Linked DNA regions of Homo sapiens: region 1 is linked to region 2. The links are chromatin contacts, found by Hi-C or POLR2A ChIA-PET in ENCODE. All regions are on one chromosome and are shown on one strand. The core of a region is the stretch at or near the end of the contact, and the rest is flanking DNA. Distances in the headings are between cores, read along the strand shown. Region 1 holds the start of LINC00486 (long intergenic non-protein coding RNA 486). Region 2 overlaps TTC27 (tetratricopeptide repeat domain 27).

The links. A loop is a pair of places that touch in the nucleus more often than their neighbours do. ChIA-PET counts read pairs that join two places held with the same protein, here RNA polymerase II (POLR2A). Pooled maps may share reads with other maps.
Region 1: a pooled map shows a loop between it and region 2 (2.1-fold over the local background). The contact joins the promoter of LINC00486 here to the enhancer-like site in region 2. A Hi-C loop is called at or near these places in 6 of 168 maps with a recorded cell type or tissue (Caco-2, HCT116, cardiac septum and 2 more), 1 of 37 single-sample maps with no recorded cell type and 3 of 50 pooled maps. POLR2A ChIA-PET finds 5 or more read pairs at or near these places in 3 of 52 experiments (H1, HEK293 and OCI-LY7).

The regions. Positions count from the first base shown.
Region 1 is chr2:32,819,063-32,826,739 of GRCh38, forward strand. LINC00486 (long intergenic non-protein coding RNA 486) reads left to right here and starts at 6,379. Exons shown (of 5, transcript NR_183193.1): 1 at 6,379-6,448. TTC27 (tetratricopeptide repeat domain 27) reads left to right here. Exons shown (of 20, transcript NM_017735.5): 20 at 1,754-1,989. The coding sequence ends at 1,876.
Region 2 is chr2:32,790,366-32,797,311 of GRCh38, forward strand. The region is part of intron 16 of TTC27 (tetratricopeptide repeat domain 27); the gene reads left to right. Among named protein-coding and RNA genes, the nearest start is that of LINC00486, 32 kb to the right of the region's middle. Within about 2 kb of position 2,271, at least 2 of the 41 ENCODE cell types and tissues checked have a DNase peak (open chromatin) inside an H3K27ac peak, as active enhancers do.

The DNA of each region.
Region 1 (7,677 bases), core at 5,129-7,628, 33 kb after region 2:
ACTTTTGATCAGTGATCTAATCAAAGTAGTTTACTTCTACTACTACCACAGTAGTTTACTTCTTCAGGGTATACTGTGGCTTCCTTTTGTCTGTGCAAAGCTTTTTCTTACAAATTACTACTTTATGTAATCTATACTTGCATGACTTGAATAGTATTGTCTGTGCAGGTACTGCACACCTTCCCATATTATGGTAGATTCCCACATAATGAAAATGCGGCCCCAGAACATCATCTGTGTTTAGATTTTCATTCTCATTAGATGCCAACTGGATTATCCAAAAATGGGAAAAATTACCTCCCAGTGCCTCCTCTGAAGCATATTTCACATATATTTGGGAGTCTCTGGTTTCGTAGATCTTATGCCTTTTCTATTTAATGAATTAGGTTTGTCAAACTGAATTGCATTCCAAAAAAGTCACTTTTTTAGAATACTTTAAAAAGTGAAAATGAAGATTGAAAATGAATGAGGATAACTATGTTAAATTGCTTGCAGCCTATGTTAAATAGGCTTAATTGAATGAATCTCAGGTCTTTTCTTGCCAGGCCAGGGACTTCATGGAAATAAGCTCCTAGTACCTAGAGACTCACCTAACAAATCATCCAGTCCATGCTCTCCCAGGACAGAGTGACTCCCCTGCCCATTTGCACCCTGTCCTTGTACAGGTTTGCTGCCAAGAGTGGCATGAAGGGGCTGTTCATGAGAGTGCTGGAGAGCCTGGACACAGAACAGATTTGACCCCTTACAGTCTTTGGGACTCTCAGCAAATTATTCACTTTTTTCTAAGCCTCAGTTTCTCCGTGCTTCCTCCTTACCCCACAGGGAAGTGATGCCGATTGATTATGATTTGCAAGCACTGTAATTCTTAGTTTAAAAACGCACACACAAAAACCAAAAAAACTATGTGAGGCTAGGTTATTTTCCTAAAAGGTGTTTTCTCTGCTGATGACATTGGAGCAGTTCCTACTTCATTTTGTTATGAAATGCTGTACAAATCATGTAGTCAAATCCAGTGAAACAGATATTTGGCAAGCTACATAAATGATATTTCTGAATAAAACATATACACAGTCGCATGTACACACGTGCACATGTGTGCACACATACACATACCATGGGGTCATAAAATCCTGAAGTTGATTTTCTTGGGGGCCTATGTTGGCTCAGCAGGCAGTTCCTGGAGAGGCATTTCCAAATGTTTTCAGCTGTGGTAGCATGATTGAAATATGTTGCAATAAACCTCCCAAGGCAATTCCTTTTTCAGGGAGAGGACACAGTTATTTTTATTTTGCTGGACTTTTTTGCTAGGATAATCTTTGTGGTCTCTGAGGCCTAAGCGAAATTAATTTTCAAGTAAGTAGCATAAAGGGTATGATTTATATGAATTTGAACATAGAATATATTTGTTTTGCCTGCATACACAATAAATAAAGTCATTTTGTTTAGTTGAATTATGTCTGTTCATTCAAAAACCATCCTATAACATTGAAATGAATAATGAGAATTTAGGCAAATGCGTTGAAGAGCAGAGCTCATTTGAATTTATAAGTTCAGGCATGTTGTTTTGATTCACCCTTTAATTATTTTAGCTTGTACATTTCTTGGCTAGTGAACAGAAAAAAATGCTACCATTGCTATTATAATTGTATAGTATTATTATGCAAAAGGTTTTTTAACTCTATACTCTGTATCTATTTTATTTTAAAGAAATTTGTGTTGTTTTAATACTTCTGCTTTGTTTTTTATATTACAGCAACTTTTTACAGATGTGGCAACTGGAGAAATGTCCAGGGAATTAGCTGATGACATAACAGCTATGGACACCTTAGTGACAGAGCTCCAAGACCTAAGCAACCAGTTTCGAAATCAGTATTGATTCTGCTGGAAGCAGATTCTGGAAAAGGTGCTTTCACCTGCTGGTAAAAGATACATCTGTATATCTGAAATGCAAGATATTGATTTTTAAAATAAATTTGTTTTATGACTTAACATTCTTGGTTTTGTGATGTTTTCAATTTTATATGCTTTCTGAAGTATATTAAATTTTTAAAACTCCCTATTTCGTTAGGTCTAATTATAGTTGAGTTCAGTATTTTTATTCTTGAGGTATTTTGGCACAAAGAGCAATTAAATTAATTTTGTTTTTAATATAGTGTTTATTCTCTTTCAACCTAACATTAATTGGATCATACTTTGGAAAACCTTTTGTCTAAACAGGTGAAAATCACGTACTACAAGTTTGTGAAATCATTAGATTGACTGCTTTATTGTTCAAAAGTGATAAAAGAGTGGACTTGGAGCTAGAAACATTTATGTTTCTTGAGATTTTGTGCTTGTTTCAGAAAGATACAGACTTGGCGAAATTGGAAATGTGAGCATGGTTTAACTTCTAAATCAAGAAAATGCAAGAAAAAAATGGCATAACCTAAATTTTTGCTTAGTTACTAGGAACTAGGCTGTTACCCCTTCATTATGTATACAACCGGCCCCAAAGATAGTTGTTTAATTAGGGTATTATGGGTGAAGACAGCTATTAATGGTGCCATATTACAGAAATGCGAAAGTAAAATGCTTTCAATGTCTATGGAGCCAAATATTGAAGGCAGCAGCTGAGCTTAATAATCTTAGTACAAAAGTCATAGTGAGGAATTCTAAGTCCTGGCTTGGGTTGCTACATTTTGGGTCCCATGTATAAATCACTTGGCCCTTTTTTTTTTTTCCATGTTCTTATATATAAGATGTAAATAATTTCTACTCGTAGCCTCTTTGTGAGTTTCAATTGCCTTTGGAAACTTAAAAATTCATAATCCATTAAGTATCCTGAACATTTAAAAACCATCTTTAAAAAACCCTTTTATTAGTGAATTTTGATTATGAATGCTTACCAGTGCTAAATGCTCTCATTTCTTAACCACTGCTTCTTTTCTATTAGCATATTGCCTTAAAAAGAAGTTGGCATATGCCCCAAAGCAGTTTCTCTTATAGCAGAGACAATACCTGTGAGAAAGACCAATAAAATGAGTTAACATTAAGGGTCTACATAAACCTTTTATAGAAGTCATTGAGGAATAGATGGGTGAATGGATGGGTGGATGCTTGAATGGGTGGATGGAACAAGATTTTAAGATTAATTTTTATTAGTATCAAGCTGTGAACCCTAATAGAAAGTGGACAGAAAATAAATACTGAAAAGGACAATCATTTCAGCAGTCAAGTAGAAGACTGAAGTAGAGCATCAAAGTTGTAGAAGTTTTTGGTCTTCAGTTTGCTTTCCTTGGGTTCAAGGTAGAAAGGCATCAGTGATTGTGAGAAGTCACAAACCAAGTCACAGAAGAGCTATCTCCTTGCAGTCATGTTCTCCAATGCTGTGCTGGACAAAATCAAAGTAATATATATATTACTCTTTTATCTTGGAGTGATCTCACAAAAGTGAGAGCTACTAGATGTTTTCTTTAAAGGCATAGACCTATTATTATTATTATTTTTTAATCTTACTTAGGTGAGTGTTTAAGATAATTGAAGAAAATGTGTGGGGAGGTAAAGTAGGGAAAGCTTGGGGTTTTCTAAAAGCCTCATCTCTGCTACCTAACATTTAATATTTAATTTAGCTACTTGGTTTTTTCATCTGACAAATGAGTGTGATGATAATAGTACTTTTCATCAAGTTGTTCCTATCTCTTAAAAAACATTTTCACCTAGCCTCAGAGTTAGTGATACAGAATCTGTATACACTCCAGCCTGGGTGACAGAGCAAGACCCTGTTTCAAAAAACAAAAAGCAAAAAACCTTAAAACAATGCTGTATTATTTATTATACGATCTTTGGTGCTTTGTGTTGATATATTATGGTTAAATGCTTGTGTTTCCAAATGCCTTATGTTTTATAAGTTTCACTTTGGTTTCCAATTATTAACACTTTTGCTTTCAGAATTATTCTTTTGCTTTTCCAATTAGAAAAATAGAAAAGATGTGATTCTTTAATCTTACTGCCTTCCCAGAGTGTGAATAATAATTATAATAGCTACAAGTTATTGAGTTCTCACTATGTACCAGGCATTTCACCTGGCATCATCTTTGACCATCAAAAGAGCCCTGCTAGGTCTGTTCGTGATATCACTAGAAAACTAAGGGTCACAAACTCTAGAAAGAGAAAGAGCCAGGATTTGAAGACTACTAAAGCCTGCATTGTTTCTGCTTTCGCTGAAGCTTCCAGTTGACCACTGATTTCAATCTTCTCTTTCTAATAATGGGATCTGGACAGTTTGCCCAGCATCATTTATAAAGTTCTCCAAGAGAAATTCTGTGAGGTCTCTGTTAATAATAGCCTGTGGTTTGTTAAGATTATTTACTCTTGGCCGGGCACGGTGGCTCACGCCTGTAATCCCAGCACTTTGGGAGGCCGAGGCGGGTGAATCACCTGAGGTCAGGAGTTCAAGACCAGTGTGGCCAACATGGTGAAACCCTGTCTCTAATAAAAATACAAAAAAATTAGCCGAGCATGGCGGTGGGTGCCTGTAATCCCAGCTACTCAGGAGGCTGAGGCAGGACAATCGCTTGAACCCGGGAGGCGGAGGTTTCAGTGAGCCGAGATTGCGCCACTACACTCCAGTCTGGGCAACAAGAGCAAAACTCCATTTCAAAAAAAAAAAAAAAAAAAAATATATATATATATATATATATATGTAATTTACTCTTTTTGAATAAAAAGTTTTAATAAATTCCTCACCAGCTTTTCCCCAGAGGTAGCATAATAAGCATAGTAAATGGGGCCCCTAACTGCAAAAGAGAGAAGATAGGCTTCAGTGGAATACCTAAATGCAAACTCAAGAAGCTTGCAGCGATGGTATTGAGACTGGAAGGCAGAGCAGTGGCCGTGTGTTGAGAGGTGGGAGCAGGTGGGACTCAGAGCTCAGATTCCCAGAGTGGACGTTGAAGTCCCCATTTAGGGGTGGAAGGCTTGGACCCACCTAGGATGGAGCCTTAGCACAGATGAGGACACAGCCATTGAAAGCATCGACTTATTTGACTGTGTTATCAAGACTGTTCTTATGCTGTACTTGTTTCTCTTGGGCATGCCATTAGTGTGGTATTCATAAGCAGAAATGTAAAAAAGAAATGACAAGAAGTATGTGTAGTAAATCCACCTACTTTCCAGACTTAGTTCAAAGATTATGACCTAAGCAGAGGTCTGGTTAGTTTAGGCTTTGTGAACGTTTGTCCAAATTATAGTAGGTTTACTAGCTAAAAACCCTGGGTGAGTCTGATGAAAAGTATTTCTTTTTTTCCATTGCTGTTTTTGTAACATCCACATCAATCTAAATTGCTGTTTAGATAAGGTAACTCTACTTTACTGGCCAAGAGTGAGGAATAAAATCTGTTAAGTGGATGCAACACACTTCCTTTCTGCCTATTCATTCAAAAGGCCCTATAGTGAAATGGCAAAGAGCCTTTATTCAAATGGTGGGTGCCATGCTGTGGTAATACAGATGGATTTTTCACAACATGCAGAAGTGCTTATAAATAGATACGTTTCAATCAACAAGTAGCTTATTCAGGCATGTGCTCAAATATAGTAGCTGCATTCATTAGACAGACATTTCCACTAATCCCAAGACTATACTAATAAAAGAGTAATCCCTTATGGGCTAAAGGTGGTGCTGGTTTGCTTTTAACTCTTGGAGTCCTTCACACACCAAGGCCTAATAATAATTGTAGCTGTATTTGGTTTTCACCAAGTGAACTTAACCCATTTATGCCGGAGGTTGCAATTTTTAAAATTTTTGCAATCAGAGCTTGGTGATGACCTTGAGCAGTAGAATATAAATAACTCTCACACGCTTAGCGTTCCGATAATGGAACACTAAGCATAAATGGGTTAAAAGCCGAGCTTATCTTGGAATTTTTCTATTCTTATTTTTTTAAATTGCAGGAGCTTAGTGAAGAAAGAGGTGCTTTTTACTCTAGATATGTAGCTTTCAGCAAAGCCAATTCAAAAATCAGTTTGTGTGTGTGTATGTTTTCTCGATACTTTATCATAAAGCACTTGTCTCTTTCACCTTGGTTCATAGAAGTGTTCGCTTGAGCAGATTCTGTTTTGTTCTTTGATGTTAGGATAAATAACAATGGTCAGTTTTGAGAGCATTTGCAAGCTCTCACTATAGTGGTTTGCCTTTTTACGTGGACTTTTTCCCCTTCAATAGCTCTTTACTCCTCCTATGTTACTCAGAGCTAGCTGTAATCCGTTTGCTTAGCACAACACCAAAATCTTTCCCTTGCCAGTGGTGTCAAATCTGCCTTCCTTTTTATTATTCTGACTTATAAACTGCAGTGACCTCTGAGTCAACTTCGCCATCTCTTGGCCCTGTGCCAACATTGTGTTCTGTGAAAAGAGAGTCCTGCCAAGGGCTACGAGGCAGAAAACTGATATTATTAAAGTGGTCTTCTGAACGGTAAGTATCAGCCATTTTCTAATCTTTTGTGATGTTATTGCCAGAAAGGGGGAGGGGGGGGTAAATCATGTTAATGTTGTTAAGGATCTAACCCATGCATTGCTAACTTTTTCCAGATCGAGGGCTCAGATGCACATCAGTATCTATAGGCACACAGAAATTATTGCACAGCGCTGTTCACAGACAGATGTGCTTCTTGAAGACTCTATTACTGTGAGACTCGAAGAAGTTTCTTAATGTCTGAGCCTCAGTTCCATTATCTGTAGCCTGTTAGTGATCCATATTGTACAGGGGTGTTATATACAATACCAGTTGAGAAGATGCATATAAAGTGCTTTAAAAATAAATGATATAGAAACATGATGCAAGCAAGAGTGTCTTCGAAACCATTTGATTATTAACACTGACAACCTTTTCTGTGCCCCACTCAGAAGCCTGATGACATTCAGTGCTGCTGGGCTGTGATACCAAAATGTTTATTAGCATTTTCATTCTATAGCAACCTTTTCCCCATTTCTGGGTGGCAAGTGGTGATAAGGGAAGGGATAAAGAAGAAAACATGATGGATTTTTATGAAGTAAACGAGAAAGAACCAAGTTCCCATCATTAGGATTTCTCAGGTTGGTGCTAAGAAAAGGAAAGAAAAAGAGGATGGGGAGTAACAGGCAAAAGCAAAACAAAAAACTGATGAAATGGGGAAGTGGCTGACTAGGATGAAGTCAGAGAATTAGAAGACCTGGATGAAGTCTCAGCTTTACCGCCTCCTAGCTGTGACCACACCTGAGCTCCTGAACCTCTCAGCCCCAATTTCCTCAGCTATAAAAATGCAAATACCCACCCTACAGACCAGACTGAATTTATCAGATGATGTATGTGAAGTACTATGTGAGCAACTGTGTACAATTAGTTATTGTTATGATCAAGAGAAAGGGGCATTGTGGATGGTCTATCGGTTCCCAGGGGCTGGTGGAGTCCCTGGATAGGAGTATGCAGCAACTTGGCTCCAGTTTCTGTAATCCCATGGGGGTCAGAACCCTGGGGTTTGAGAAACAATGCTGCAGAATATCTTTCAGTCTTGTCCTTCATCACTCTATTTACTGAATCAATTTGGCCTAGAGGATATCTGGTGCCAGGGTTGATAAAAGCTGTCTTGGGATTTTTACAGCTGTCTGGTCAGAAGACATGCTTATGCCATAACAGCTCCAGCTCCTTCTCTCACTCTCTCTCTC
Region 2 (6,946 bases), core at 1,021-3,520:
TAATTGAAGAATGAGTAGATATACTACCTTTATCATTTTCTTTCTTGTTTATCCATTTTATAATTTTATTAATAATATTTTAATTGGCAAACTCTAATTGTATACATCTATGGAGTACCATGTGATGTTTTCATATGTGTATACAATGTGGAATGATTAGATCAGGCTGATTAACATACCCACCACCTTGTTTACCTATCTTTTTATGGTGACATATTTGACATTTTACTGAGGTATTTTGAAATATACATTATCATTGACTGTAGTCACTATGCTGTGCAGAAGATCTCAAACTTAATCCTCTGTCTGAAACTTTGTATCCTTTCCCCAACAATTCCCCATTTCCTCCCCACCCCACCTCCACCCCACCCTGACGCTAGTGACCATCATTCCTTTCTGTATAGTTTGTTATTAGTATTATAGATGTGCTACTGATGTTTGTATGTTGATTTTGTATCTGAATTTATTTCATCAGTTCTAATAGTTTTTACATGGACTCTTTATGGTTTTCGCTAAGATCATATTGTCAGCAAATAGAGACAGTTTTGCTCAGTCCTTACCTATTAGAATATCTCTTATTTCTTTTTTCTTGCCTAATTGCTCTGTCTAGGACTTCCAGTACTATGTTGAAAAACACCTTTGTCCTAATTTTGACTAATGTATAGTTTGGTAAAACCCAGGAATGCTTTTCTATAATAGCACTTATTTGTATTTATTTCTAGATTATACATATTTTTATTCATCTATCATAAAACTGATTTTCATGTTCCTACATAATTAGTTCCTGTTCAGTTTTCCAGTTTTTGACTATTATAAATAATGTCATGAATATCCTTGCAGACGAATCCTCATATATAGCCATACTTCTTTCCCCAAGGTAAATTCTGATGTTGATTTGTTGGGATATTTTTCCTTTTCTTCCTTTTTTGTTTTTCTGGATACCTTGGGCAACATTTTGGGAAAATAATTTAAGTATTGCATTATTGACATTCATTTGTTGTTTATATGTGGAAGAGGAAGGAAAGGGGATTAATATATATTGAGTGCTTACTATGTTTCTGCCACTTAACACAGGTTATCTTTTATTGGGCATACAGTATGTGAGGTGGATAGTAAATACTCCTCATTTTATAGTTGATTAATATGAAACCCAGAGAGCTTATATAACTTGAGCAGTCATTTGGCTAGTAGGAACCAAAGACAGAAATCACAGGTAGGCATGTCTTATTTTTTTCTTTGTCACGCCTTGAAGTCTGTGGGGGAAGATTTATGTCAAAAGCACATTTTCCCATCATATTAATGTGCTTGTGAACTATACCTAACAAAGGTTTTTAAAAATTCAGACATAATGTGCAGATAATAAGCCAGGCATGGTGGGATGTGCCTACAGCCCCAGCTACTTGTGAGGCTACAGCAGGAGGATTGCTTAAGCCCAGGAGTTTGAGGTTTCAGTGAGCTATGATCGTGCCACCACACTCCAGCCTGGGCAACAGAGCAAAACCCCATCTCAAAAAAATATGAAATAAAATAACAAAATAAAAAAATAATTTGCAGATAATTTTAACTACATGTATTCTTATGTAATCACCACCCCAAACAGTTATGGAACATTTTCATTACTACAGAAAGTTCTCTTACATGCATTTCCAGTCAGTTGAAACACCACCTCTTTCCCCCATGAGGCAACTACTTTCTGATTTCCATCTCCACAGTTTAGTTTTGCTTTTTCTTGAATACCATATAGATAGAATCATACAGTATGTATTCTTGCATATTGAGGTTGTCCTTTGTGTGTATTTTTATTTGATGCTTTCTTTGGGGACAGGAGAAGATGGTGTTGATGTGCAGTGGGGCAAGTTGCCAATGAAATTGAAGTTCTGGGACACTTGCTGGCTGTGCATTACCCGAAAGTAAAGAGAAGAGGAGAGAATGGATATATGTTATAAAAATTATAGCTTTGGAAAATAGGTATTCTCTCCATTTAACTGTTGAGGTACCTGAGGCTCAGCAAAGTGAATTAATAAGGTTGATTTCTTATAGCTAGCGAGCAGTAAAGCTAAGGCTTGACATCTGGCGTATTTAACCTAAAGCCCTTTCCACAGTCTAAGAACTGTTTTTTGTTTTGTTTTTTGGTTTTTTTTTGAAGGACTGAAAAAGACAATGCTAAACTGCCTATCTCTCTCTGATAACTGAGGTTTGGGGAAGCCAAGGGTCAGGGTTATCAGACCAGGAAACAGAACAAGTACTTAGAGAGCTCCAAGTGGAGCAGGGAGCTAGCCAAGCAGGGGAGGTGGGAAATTGCTTCATTCTTGGCCTGGAGCCCTCCTGGTAGTTTTTGTAATGGGTTAAGGCAGTCCTATTCCTTCCTGCTTTGAGGACCTCCAGGATTCAAAGGGCCAGTGCCTTGCACTTTAGGCCAAGACTTTGATGAGACTAGCCCAAGGAAGTCAAGGTTAGTGTTGGGAAACGAATAGTTAATACATTTCTCTTTGTGGAGATTCTTCTACATTTATGTTGGAATTGCCGCTCCTCTATGTGAGAGGCCTTCAACTCTCTTCACAGGCCAGTGTTAGTTTCCCAGTCATTCTCTGCTTGTTGCATTCCCTAAGTGTGGTTCCTGATGGAGGTGAGAAATAGGGTTGGGACAGAGAATGAAACATAAGTTCTACTATTACCTAAATGAAATCAAGATGTGGGTAAGGGATTTAAAGGCCATTATATGAACTCAGTGGGATAGTATTGGTTTGGGTGGGATATGAGGGCTATAGAGCTGTTTATACTGACTAAAATGAAATCTGTCACATACAAAGAATCCTTAATAAGATTATCAGCAGATTTCTCATAATAAACTTTGGAGGCCAGCAGGCAGTGGACTGATATATTCAAAGTGCTAAAAGAAAAAAACTGTCAATCAAGAATCCTTTATCTGGCAAAACTGCCTTTCAAAAGTGAGAGAGAAATTAAGGCATTCCCAGATAAACAAAAGTTAAGGAAGTTCATTACCACTAGAACTGCCCTGCATGAAATGCTCAAGGGGGTCCTGCAGGGTGAAAAGAAAGGACACTAGACAATAACTCAACGCTGGATAAAGAAATAAAAATCTCAATAAAGATAAATATAAGAACAATTATAAAAGCTAATATTATTGTAACAATGTTTGTTGTTGTTGTTGTTTGAGATGGAGTCTCGCTCTGTCACCCAGGCTGGAATACAATGGTGCCATCTCGGCTCACTGCAACCTCTCCTTCCTGGGTTCAAGTGATTCTCCTGCCTCAGCCTCCTGAGTAACTGGGATTATAGGTGCCTGCCACCACGCCCGGCTAATTTTTGTATTTTTAGTAGAGACGGGGTTTCACCATGTTGGCCAGGCTGGTCTTGAACTCCTGACCTCAGGTGAGCCATCCACCTCGGCCTCCCAAAGTGCTGGGATTACAGGTGTGAGCCACCATACCCGGCCTGTTACAATGTTTTTTTTAACTGTACTCTTTGTTTTCCATATGATTTAAGAGACTAATACATTAAAAAAACAGTTATTAGTCTAAAAGCTAGTAGTATTGTAACTTTGTTTTGTAGCTCCATATTTTGCTTTCTATGTAATTTAAGAGACTAATGCATTAAATATATTAGTGTATGTTTTGGGGCACACCATTTATGAAGATGTAATTTTGTGACATCAACAACCAAAAGGGGTGAGTATGGCTCTGTTAGACAAGCAGAGATTTTGTATGTTAATGAATTTTATAATAGACATATATAAAACATTCTACCCAACAACAGCATACGTATTCTTCCCAAGTGCACATGGGACATTATCTAGGAGAGACAATATGATAGATCGCAAATTAAGTCTCAGTAGATTCAAAAAGATAGATGTCATAGAACGTATCTTCTCTGACTACCCCAGGATGAAATTACAAATCAATAACAGATGTAAAACTAGAAAATTCACAAAATTATGGAAAGTAAACAACACACTCTTAATCAATGGATCAAAAAAGAAATCACAAGAGAAATTAGAAAATACTTAGAGATGAATGAAAATGAAAATACAGCATACCAAAACTTGTAGGACACAGCGAAAGCATTGCTAAGGAAGAAATTTATAACTCTAAATGCTTACTTTAAAACACAAGAAATATTTCAAGTCAATAACTTAACTTTACAACTTAAAGAGCAAACTAAACCCAAGGCTAGCAGAAGGAAGAAAATAAGAATAAAGATTAGAATAGAGATAAATGAAATAGAAAGTAGAAAAATAATAAAGAAAAATCAATGAAACTAAAAATTAGGTCTTTGAAAAGATTAATAAAATGGACAAACCTTTAGATAGATGGACTAAGGAAAAAAAGAGAAGATTCAGATTACTGAAATCAGAAATGAAAATGGGGGACATTACTACTGATTCTACAGAAATAAAAAGATTATAAGAGAATATTGTGAACAAGTATATGTCAACAAAGTAGATAACCTAGATGAAATAGATAAATTCCTAGAAACACAAAACCTACCAAGACTAAATCATAAAGAAACAAGAAATCTGAATAGATGTATAACTAGTAAGTAGATAGAATCAGGAATCAAAAATCTCCCAACAAAGAAAAGCCGTGGACCTGATGGATTCACTGGTAAATTGTATCAAACATTTAAAGAAGTCACAACAATCTTTCTTAAACTTTTCCAAAAAATTGAGGAGGAAGGAACACCTCTTGGCTCATGCTATGAGGCCAGCATTACCCTGATACCAAAGCCAGACAAAGACATTACAAGAAAAAAAAAAAAAACAAACAAAACACAGACCAAAATCTCTTATGAATATTGATGCAAAAACCCTTAACAAAATACTAGCAAATTGATTCACTAGCATATTAAAAGGATTATACACCATAACCAAGTGGGCTCTATTCCTGGAATTTGAGGATGGTTTAACATATGAAATAGATCAATATAATATACTACATTAACAGAATGAGGGGAAAAAAAAATCTCACCTGATTATCTCAATTAATGTTGAAAAAGCATTTGAAAAAATTCAGCACACATTCCTGATTTAAAAAGCACTGAACAAAGTAGGAATGGAAGGAAGCAGCCTCGACATAATAAAAGCCAGGTATGAAAAACCCACAGCAAACATCATACTTAATGGTGAAAGACTGAAAGCTTCTTTTCTTATTTATTTATTTATTTATTTATTTATTTATTTATTTATTGACAAAGTGTTGCTCTGTTGCCCAGGCTGGAGTGCAGTGGCATGATCTCTGCTCACTGCAACTTCCACCTCCCAGGCTCAAGTAATTCTCCTGTGTTAGCCTCCCAAGTAGCTGGGACTACAGGCACATGTCACCATGCCCGGCTAATTTTTGTATTATTATTATTATTATTATTATTATTATTTTAGTAGAGATGGGGTTTCACTGTGTTGGCCAGGCTGGTCTTGAGCTTCTGACCTTAGGTGATCCACCCACCTTGACCTTCCAAACTGCTGGGATTATAGGTGTGAGCCACTGCTCCCAGCCTGAAAGCTTCTTTTCTAAGATCAGAAACAATTCAAGGATGCTTGCTTTCACTTCTGTTCATCACAGCACTGAAAGTTCAAGGCAGAGCAATTATACAAGAAAAAGAAGTAAAAGACATCCAAATTGGTAAGAAATAAAATTATCTGTTTGCAGATGATGTGATCTTGTATGTAGAAAATGCTAAAGAGTCCACGAAAAAGCTGTTAGAACTAATAAATGAATTCAGCATAGTAGCAGGATGCAAAGTCAGCACACAAAAATCAGCTGCATTTCTGTACACTAACAGTGAACAATCCCAAAAGGAAGTTATGAAAACAATTCCATTTACAATAGCATAAAAAATACTTTGGAATTAAGTTAACTAAGGAAGTAAAAATCTTGGACCACAAAAACTAGAAAACATGATGAAAGAGATTAAAGAAGATACAAATAAATGGAAACACATCTCATGTTCATGGATTGAAAAACTTAACATTGTTAAGTTGTCAGTACTACCCAAAGTGATGTCTGGAATTCAGCGCAGAGACTGCAGTGAAAAAATAAAGAGGATACTCAAATTACTGAAATCAGAAATGAAAATGGGGACATTACTACTGATTCTACAGAAATAAAAAGATTATAAGAGAATATTGTGAACAAGTGTATGCCAACAAAGTGGATAACCTAGATGAAACAGACAAATTCCTAGAAACTCAAAGCCTACCAAGACTAAATCATGAAGAAATAGGAAATCTGAATGGATTGGTTTTTCTCAGAAATAGAAAAACCTATCCTAAAATTCAAATGGAATCTCAAGAGACCCTGGATGGCCCAAACAACTTTTAAAAAGAACAACAAAGCTAGGGGACTCATGCTTCCTGATTTCAAAACTTACCACAAAACTGTAGTAGTCAAAACAGTGTGGAACTGGCATAAAGACAGACATACAGACCAATAGAATTGAACTAAAAGCTCAGAAATCTGTGTATATGGTCAAAGGATTTTTTTTTCTTTTTTTAAGAGACAGTGTCTCGGCTGGGCACGGTGGCTCATGCCTGTAATCCCAGCACTTTGGGAGGATGAGGTGGGCAGATCACCTGAGGTCAGGACTTCGAGACCAGCCTGGCCAACATGGTGAAACCCCATCTCTACAAAAAAATACAAAAATTAGCTGGGCATGGTGGTGCACGCCTGTAGTCCCAGCTATTGAGGAGGCTGAGGCAGGAGAATCGCTTGAACCTGGGAGGCAGAGGTTGCAGTGAGCCGAGATTGTGCCACTGCATTCCATCCTGGGAGACAGAGTGAAACTCTGTCTCAAAAAAAAAAAAAAAAAAGAGACAGTGTCTCACACTGTCGAACAGGCTGGAGTGCAGTGGCATGATCATAGCTTACTGCCACTGCAGCTTTGAACTCCGGGGCTCAAGCAGCCCTCCTGCCTCAGCTTCCTAAGTAAC